Linked DNA regions of Homo sapiens: regions 2 and 3 are each linked to region 1. A link is a contact called in ENCODE Hi-C or POLR2A ChIA-PET data. All regions are on one chromosome and are shown on one strand. Each heading gives the region's core, a stretch centred on a gene start or an enhancer-like site at or near the end of the contact. The rest is flanking DNA. Distances are from core to core; before and after follow the strand shown. Region 1 holds the start of MESD (mesoderm development LRP chaperone). Region 2 has its middle 23 kb from the start of TLNRD1. Region 3 has its middle 34 kb from the start of MESD.

Region 1 (2,745 bases), core at 139-2,638:
TCTCCCTTCCTCTGGTTGAATGTCATCTTGATGACTGGAGCTCCAGGAGCCATCCTGGAATTTCTGACCTTGAGGGTGGAAGCCACAGGCTAATATGATAGAAGGATGAGGAAGAGGCTGAGTACCAGATGGCTGAGAAGCCACTATACCAGCCCTAGTTTCGAGTTTACACTGCTTCTGTGAAAGAAAAGTCAATCACAATAAAACCTTTTATCTTGTTTAAACCACCTTAAAAAGTCAGTTTTCTTTTATATGCAGCCTACTAATCCTATCCAAACAAGGCTTGAATAAGGTTTACTACAGCTCTTTTTTGTTGTAATAGCAGAAAAATTGGTAATAAATGCCCATCAATAGGAAAATAAACTATTAATTTAACAATACCAAATAAAACTGTGCAGCAGTATAAAGAATGAAGCGTTTTTTGTTGTTGTTTTTGAGATGCGGGTCTTGCTTTATTGCCCAGTCTGGTCTCAAACTCCTAAACTCAAATTATCGTCCTACCTCAGCCTCCCAAAGTGCTGGGATTATAAAGGCTTAAGCCACCGTGCGGCCTTTGGTTTTTTTTGTTTTTTGTTTTTTAAGGTCTTATGTAATTAAACATTTTAAAGACATCAGCTGATGAGCCGTTTAAAACAAGAAGAATCTCAAAGCATCTTTGGCCAAAATCTTTTTAAGAAACAAAAAGTAGCGTGATTCAGCCTTGAAAAGGATTAGTTAGAGCCTACAGTATTAGGTTGAAATCAAAGAAAGGCAAGCTTTTTTTTTTTTGGATGAATAGTAATGATCTTTTTGGAAAAAAAAAACAAATATTGAAAGCTGGTTGAACTGAATCCTCTTTATTGATGAGGAAAGCAGTGGACTCGAACTATTTATGACTTTCTGAAAAAAGTTGCCCTACCTGCCACTCACTTCTTTTTAACTGGCTGTTCTCAAAGGAAATTGCAAGAGACTGAGGATAAACGTCCGACATCCAGAAATGGGCTTTTTTAGAGCCGAGGCAGCCTCCAGAACTTCCAGTTCCAATTTATTTCACAGGCGAGAAACTGAGGTCAACAGGGACGTTGGTTAGTGGTTCCTGGAGGCCCTGAAGGAACTTTTGGACCTGGCTTGTGCGTTCCAGAGAAAAAGGTCGGCCTCTGACGGAAAACGAAAAATGAGCACTCAGGGACCCACCCAGCCGGGACAGAGCGCCTCAGCCGGACCAAGAGGAGGAGCCAGTGGGGCGGGGCCAAAATGGCGGAGGGGCGGGGCTTCCAGAGGCGGGGGTTAGGAAATGGTACGGGGCGGGGCCCGGTAGGCTAGCGAGGGCCGGGAGGCGGGGCCTCGGAAAGGCGGACAGGAAGGCGTGTGCAAGGCGGGGTCCGGCCCGCGCAGGTCGGGTAAGCGCGTCTAGGGCGCTGCGCGGCGCAGCGAAAATGGCGGCTTCCAGGTGGGCGCGCAAGGCCGTGGTCCTGCTTTGTGCCTCTGACCTGCTGCTGCTGCTGCTACTGCTACCACCGCCTGGGTCCTGCGCGGCCGAAGGCTCGCCCGGGACGCCCGACGAGTCTACCCCACCTCCCCGGAAGAAGAAGAAGGATATTCGCGATTACAATGATGCAGACATGGCGCGTCTTCTGGAGCAATGGGAGGTCCGCGGCGCGCGCACACCCTCCCGGCTCTTCTCTGTGCGGGACCCTGTTCCCTATGACCCCTTACCTGTTCTGTCTTGGGACCTTTCTGACCCCCTAACCTCCTCTACTCATGCCTTGAATCCTTACTGACCCACTGAAGCCACTGTTGACCCTCCATTCCTCCTCTGACCCGCGCGCCCTGCTGACCCTCGCTCCAGCCCTCTGTCATTCCAGTGCCCTGTTCCTCCTGCCATTTCTCAAACCACTTCAATCACGGATCTGCCCCTCACTGTTCAGCTTTGCTCTCCCTTCACCCTTCAGTGCCCTGGTTGTCTTTGCGTTGATTCTTGTGGTCAGTGAGCCCTGCAAACAGGGAGAGTGACCTTTCCCAATCTACTAAAGAGCATTTCCTTCTGTTTTGCGGTGAGTGGGTGGGAGAGTGGGTTGCAGTGAAGATGGTCTTCCTTAATGGTTATCTCAGCTGTCTTCTAAATCAGTATAATTTTAGACTTCCTATTTTGGTATATGTCCCTGCTGGGAATTTTGTGCTTTTTGTGGGTGGATTTATTTTACTGAGGGGAGAAGTATCAATGGCTAATGGCTCTGTATCGTGAAACTCACGCTTTTTGTTCAAAGGAGAGTAAGTTTTCTGGTTTGTCACTTGGACGCACCGGAGTGTGCAGTTACAGGGAGTGTGTAATACGCTTTAAGGTAAAGATTACTGGCCAAAACCACATTGCTGCCTTTTCCCCTTCCTAAGGTGATTGTATCGTCCTGGTTGACTTGCATAGCTGTGGAACCTTGGGCAGGTTATGTCTAGTTTCTAGGCCTCGGTTTCTTTATCTGCAACATGAGGAGGTTAGGATGGGTCCTAAGATTCCTTCCAACACTGATGTTTTGTTATTTTGTGATTATCTCTGTGTGTGTTACGGGAGAAGGGAAAGACTTTCAGACAAGAGTTTAAAATACCACCTGATGCATCTGACTAGAAGAATGCAGGCTTGTGTTTTCATGTGGTCATCAACAGCTGATGGAAAGATTGGGATAGATTTGAGTGTAGAGAGAACGTCCCCATTCACCGTCTCCCTTGCAATCTCCTTGTCTCTTTTTGGACTCCAGCAAATAAAGCCTTTTG
Region 2 (2,700 bases), core at 69-2,568, 34 kb before region 1:
TTACGCTTGAATTAAAAGTTTACTTAGAAAAAGGAAAAGTTTACCATTCACCTCTAAATCAAAGCCTCTTTTCTGTTAGTGATTTCGCAGCAGCACCTCGGAGGTGTCCAACCCCTCCTTCCCCCTGCCTCCACCACAGTCTGGCTTCGTAGGATCTTTCTTCTGTGTGGCTGGCGTTTGTCTCCTCCCATCCTGCTTAACTTCCCCAGTCAGGGCCTCAACCCCTCAGACCTGTTATGAATGAAATCATGGCCTCTCTGGGCTCCCTGCTTCCTGTCTGTCCCATCCAGCTCCTTTAAAGTGTTTGCTCTGGATCTCTGCTTTCATCATAATCCTCCTTTTAAACTTCCAGTCCACCATCATCAAGTCCGCGATAAAATGCAGCTTCTCTGCATGGCACTCAGGCCGCCCTTTTAAAAATCAGGCCACACGTCCCTTCCAACTTCGTCCAGTCTGTGCTCCCTAATGAGCCAATTCTCCAGCCAGATGGTCCCCTCCTCCCTCATTGTCAGCACACTCTTGTGGCTTCTGCCTGCAACCCCAAGCAGGAGAGAAAGCCCAAGCCCACTCCATCTTGCTCATTCTTCCCAGGACCAACTCAGGTTTCTTTAGCCTTCCCGATAAGACCTTGACATTAGCCTCATCCAATTCCTCTCTCCTCTGAGTTTGGCTGTCCATACTTACTTGCCCAAATCATTCAGGGTTGGCCTTATGGGCACGTGCCCCTTGAAAGGAGCTGGAGAGGAAAAAAATGTTCTGAACTGTTTTCATTCATGCTTAGGCTGGGAACACATGCTGGTCACCATTGAATACAAAACCTCCTCTGGCTCCCAGACGTAGATCACTCAAACACCCAACCTGATCTTGAACTTCAAAATGCAAAAAAAGTAAACTCGGCAGGGAGAAAACTGCCCACTGACTACCAAAGATGACACAGCATGAATATTTCCTCCAGCTACACAATGGAGAAGCTGAGTAATATGCAGAATTCACTAAATGACGGGGACTAAGATCACAGGGGTTTTAAGGTCAGCTGAAACTCGATTGCCGTAGTTTTCCTTCCTCTTGGGTAAAAGCTTCTCTGAGCAAACCACATTTTTTCAGAGAATCAAGGCTAGAGTCCCTGGTGAGGCAGTTCGTTCCTGGCCTTCTGTCCTGGGCCACGTGCTTCTCAGCCCTTCCCTGTTGGGCTGCGGGAGGGTTCAAGATGGAATGAGGTAATGCTGGCAGGACAGCTGCCCAGGGAGCGAACGAAACTCTGCCCTGGTTGCAGCCTAAGCAGGACAGGAAGCAAATTAGCAGAAGCAAGCAGTAATTTGACTGCCAACAATAGGAGTCAAAACTGCATTTCTGACCCTGCACCGTTGATCCTCCTCACAACAATAGTCATCCACAAGCCATAAAAAGGCCGATGAAACACTATTTGAGATTGCAAATGCTGGAGTCAAAAGAGTCCTGGGTCCAAATTCTGGCTCTGCCACCCATCCGCTGTACGACCTCGGACAACTTGCCTAAGGTCTGTTAGACTCTGATTCTTAAATGTGCATATTTCATCAAGGTACTGTATGAAATGAGGATGTATGTAAAGTGTGTAGTACATAGCAAGAGCCCAATAAATAGACAGTATGTTCTATGGGCTTTTGTGAACCCCTGCCATCTTGAGTTTATTAACCCTCCATGCGTAAAAACTCCCTCACATTTTTTGCTTCCTTACGTTCTTTTTTTTTTTTTTGAGATGGAGTTTTGCTCTTGTTGCCCAGGCTGGAGTGTAATGGCGCAATCTTGGCTCACTGCAACCTCCGCCTCTGGGGTTCAGGCGATTCTCCTGCCTCAGCCTCCCAAGTACCTTAGATTACAGGTGCCTGCCACCATACCCGGCTAATTTTTTGTATTTTTTAGTAGAGACGGGGTTTCACCATGTTGGCCAGGCTGGTCTCAAACTCCTGACCTCAGGTAATCCACCCGCCTTGGCCTCCCAGAGTGCTGGGATTACAGGTGTGAGCCAACGCGCCTAGGGTTATCATGAGGATTAAATGAGTTAATGTATACAGTCAGCCCTCTGTATCTGTGGGCTCCATATCTGTGGGTTCAACGAACTGCAGACAGAAAATATTTGAAAGAAAAAATGATGTCTGGGCTGGGTGTGGTGGCTCATACCTGTAATCCCAGCACTATTGGAGGCCAAGGCAGGTGGATCGCTTGAGGTCAGGAGTTCAAGACCAGCCTGGGCAACATGGTGAAACCCCGTCTCCATTAAAAATACAAAAATTAGCTGGGCATGATGGTGCATGCCTGTAGTCCTAGCTACTCAGGAGGCTGAAGCAGGAGAATCCCTTGAACCCAGGAGGTAGAGGTTGCAGTGAGCCAAGATCCACCACTGCACTCCAGCCTGGGCAACAGAGTGAGACTCTTTAAAAAAAAAAAAAAAAAAGAAAGAAAGAAAGAAAAGAAAAGAAAAGAAAAAATGATGTCTGATGTCTGAACTGAACAAGTAGAGACTTTTTTATATTGTCATTATTCCCTAAACAACACGGTATAACAATTATTTACATAACATCTACATTGTAGTAGGTATTATAAGTAATCTAGATATGATTTAAAGTATACAGGGCTGGGTGCAGTGGCTCACGCCTATAATCCCAGCACTTCTGTAGTCCAAGGCAGGCAGAAGGCTTGAGCCCACAAGTTCAAGACCAGCCT
Region 3 (2,700 bases), core at 28-2,527, 34 kb after region 1:
ATTCATTATCATCATTAGTTTTTGTTTTCCTTCTTAAACCTATAATTATAACTCTGTTAATGTCTAAAACAACATGAGACAATTTCCTCCCACAAGAGAAGATGAAGAAGCTGAGCATGGTGGTTCATATCTATAATCCCAGCACTTTGGGAGGCTGAGGTGGGAGAATTGCTTGAGCTCAGGAATTTGAGAGCAGCCTGGGCTACACAGTGAGACCCCATCTCTACAAAAAAATAAATAAATAAATAAATAGCTGGGCATGGTAGCGTGAGCCTGTAGTCCCAGCTACTCAGGGGGTGAGGTAGGAGGATCCCTTGAGCCTGGGAGGTCGAGGCCACAGTGAGCTAGGATCATGCTTCTGCACTCCAGCCTGGGTAACAAAACAAAACCCTCTGTCTCAAACAAAAAAAAAGAGAGAAGATGAAGAGCTTAACACAGCCACCCCCTCTGCATGCTCCGTCCTTGTATCTGTTTTGCTTGTTATTACCATATATCCCAGGTTTGTAAAACCCAACTTTCCTTTGTAAATATTAACAATTGGCTATCTCAGAATTGCTTTTGGCTTTGCACCGAATTCTGTGTTTATATTTATAAAACTTATTGCAATATCTTTGTGGTTTTAGGGTTGGCTGCTGGCTTTTTTTTCCTGTTCCCCTTACCCCAATTGTAAATTCTTGATTTTGTTTCTCTATCTGATTAGAGAACACCTCAATGTTTTCTGGAAGAGCACCCTCGTGCTACTCTTTCTAAGCCTTTGTGTGTCCGAGAACTGTTTTCTTTTGCTCTCACCATGAATAACACCTAAGCCCAACTTTTCTGTAGACATGTTCCTTGTCTTCAATAATTAGTGTGTGGAGACCGGGGAAGAAAGAAGGAATCTTGCAGTCGAGGGGAGCAGTTGGACGCCTTCCGATTCTTAGCCCAGAGCTCTCCGTCCAACACACTTCATGTCATCATAGCTGGGCAGCCTTATATAAAATCCATTCTAAACTGGCTGCCTAGGCTCTTAGGGTCTTTTTTATTTTATTTTATTATTATTTTTTTAGACAGGATCTCACTCTGTCACCCAGGCTGGAGTGTAGTGGCGCGATCTCGGCTCACCACAGACTCTACCTTCCAGGCTCAAGTGATCCTCCCACCTCAGCCTGCTGAGTAGTTGGGACCACAGGCATGAGCCATCACGCCTGGGTAATTTTTGTATTTTTTGTAGAGATGAGGTTTTGCCATGTTGCCAGTCTGAGTCATGCATGACTCATGACAGTGTGAGCCACTGTGCCTGGTCTCTTAGAGACTCCTAAAACCACACTTCTCAGCCGGGCGCAGTGGCTCACACCTGTAATCCTAGCACTTTGGGAGGCCGAGGTGGGTGGATCACCTGAGGCAAGGAGTTTAAGACTAGCCTGGCCAACATGGCGAAAACCCGTCTCTACTAAAAATGCAAAAAATTAGCCAGGCGTGGTGGCTCAGGCCTGTAATCCCAGCTACTCAGGAGGCTGAGGCAGGAGAATCGCTTGAACCTGGGGGGCGGAGGTTGCAGGGAGCCGAGATTGCATCACTTCACTCCAGCCTGGGCTAAAGAGACTCTGTCTCTCTCACACACACACACACACACACACGCACAAACACACACTTCTCAAACTTTACTGTGCAAACAACTACCCTGGGTCCCTTCTTAAAATGCAGATTCTGATTCAGCTGATCTGGGAGAGCCTGAGATTGGGCATTTCTTTTTTTTTTTTTTTTTTGAGACGGAGTCTCTCCGTCGCCCAGGCTGGAGTGCAGTGGCGCAATCTCGGCTCACTGCAAGCTCCGCCTCCTGGGTTCACGCCATTCTCCTGCCTCAGCCTCCCGAATACTGGGACTACAGGCACCTGCCACTGCGCCCGGCTATTTTTTTTTTTTTGTATTTTTAGTAGAGACAGGGTTTCACCGTGTTAGCTAGGATGGTCTCGATCTCCTGACCTCGTGATCCGCCCGCCTCGGCCTCCCAAAGTGCTGGGATTACAGGCTTGAGCCACCGCGCCCGGCCGAGATTGGGCATTTCTAACCAGCTCCTGGTTATACTCCTGGGTGGTGCTGAACTTTTTTTTTTTTTTCTAGTAGAGACAAGGTCTCGCTGTGTTGCCCAGGCTGGTTTTGAATTCCTGGGCTCAAGCGATTCACCTGCCTCAGCCTCCCAAAGTGCTGGGGCTACAGGTGTGAACCACCTCCCCCAGCTGATGCTGATGATGCTGATGCCATTGGCCCATGGACCACACTGAGTAGCAGGCTTTAGAGCACAGGCATCCAATCTTTTGGCTTTCCTGGGCCACATTGGAAGGAGAATTGTCTTGGGCCATACGTAAAATACACTAACACTTAACGATAGCTGATGAGCTTTAAAAAAATGCAAAAAAACTCATAATATTTTAAGAAAGTTTACAAATTAGCGTTGGGCTGCATTCAAAGCCATCCAGGGCTGCATGTAGCCCACTGGCGGTGGGTTAGACGAGCTTGCTTTATAGCTTTCAAAGCTGAGTCATGCATGTTGTTGATTCTGTTTGATGCTCCTGATTGTTTTCTGTGAGGGAGGGCAGTTCCTGGGACAATGAACTCTTCCCTTCCTCCATCCCCTCCCCCAACCCTCACCATTACCTCTGTCTGCTCTCCTTCTCACCCCAACCCAGCCCTGAGGACATGAGGGCACTGCCAGGTGCCTGT

Evidence for each region. A loop is a pair of places that touch in the nucleus more often than their neighbours do. ChIA-PET counts read pairs that join two places held with the same protein, here RNA polymerase II (POLR2A). Pooled maps may share reads with other maps.
Region 2: a map of dorsolateral prefrontal cortex shows a loop between it and region 1 (8-fold over the local background). The contact joins the enhancer-like site here to the promoter of MESD in region 1. A Hi-C loop is called at or near these places in 5 of 168 maps with a recorded cell type or tissue (CD14-positive monocyte, GM12878, dorsolateral prefrontal cortex and 1 more), 15 of 37 single-sample maps with no recorded cell type and 14 of 50 pooled maps. POLR2A ChIA-PET finds 5 or more read pairs at or near these places in 6 of 52 experiments (A549, GM12878, H1 and 3 more).
Region 3: a pooled map shows a loop between it and region 1 (7-fold over the local background). The contact joins the enhancer-like site here to the promoter of MESD in region 1. A Hi-C loop is called at or near these places in 4 of 50 pooled maps. POLR2A ChIA-PET finds 5 or more read pairs at or near these places in 9 of 52 experiments (GM12878, H1, MCF 10A and 5 more).

What each region holds. Positions count from the first base shown.
Region 1 is chr15:80,988,462-80,991,206 of GRCh38, reverse strand. It overlaps MESD (mesoderm development LRP chaperone), which reads left to right and starts at 1,388. Exons shown (of 3, transcript NM_015154.3): 1 at 1,388-1,628. The coding sequence starts at 1,416. RefSeq lists a silencer at 1,115-1,394 and enhancers at 1,145-1,439, 1,079-1,692, 1,425-1,704, 1,693-2,307.
Region 2 is chr15:81,022,174-81,024,873 of GRCh38, reverse strand. No RefSeq gene overlaps it. Among named protein-coding and RNA genes, the nearest start is that of TLNRD1, 23 kb to the right of the region's middle. RefSeq lists enhancers at 72-366, 1,375-1,524. Within about 2 kb of position 1,318, at least 26 of the 41 ENCODE cell types and tissues checked have a DNase peak (open chromatin) inside an H3K27ac peak, as active enhancers do; they include CD14-positive monocyte, GM12878 and dorsolateral prefrontal cortex, where a contact is called at or near this core.
Region 3 is chr15:80,954,533-80,957,232 of GRCh38, reverse strand. It overlaps a transcript of MESD not described here. Among named protein-coding and RNA genes, the nearest start is that of MESD, 34 kb to the left of the region's middle. RefSeq lists enhancers at 1,660-2,632, 2,633-2,700. Within about 2 kb of position 1,277, at least 3 of the 41 ENCODE cell types and tissues checked have a DNase peak (open chromatin) inside an H3K27ac peak, as active enhancers do.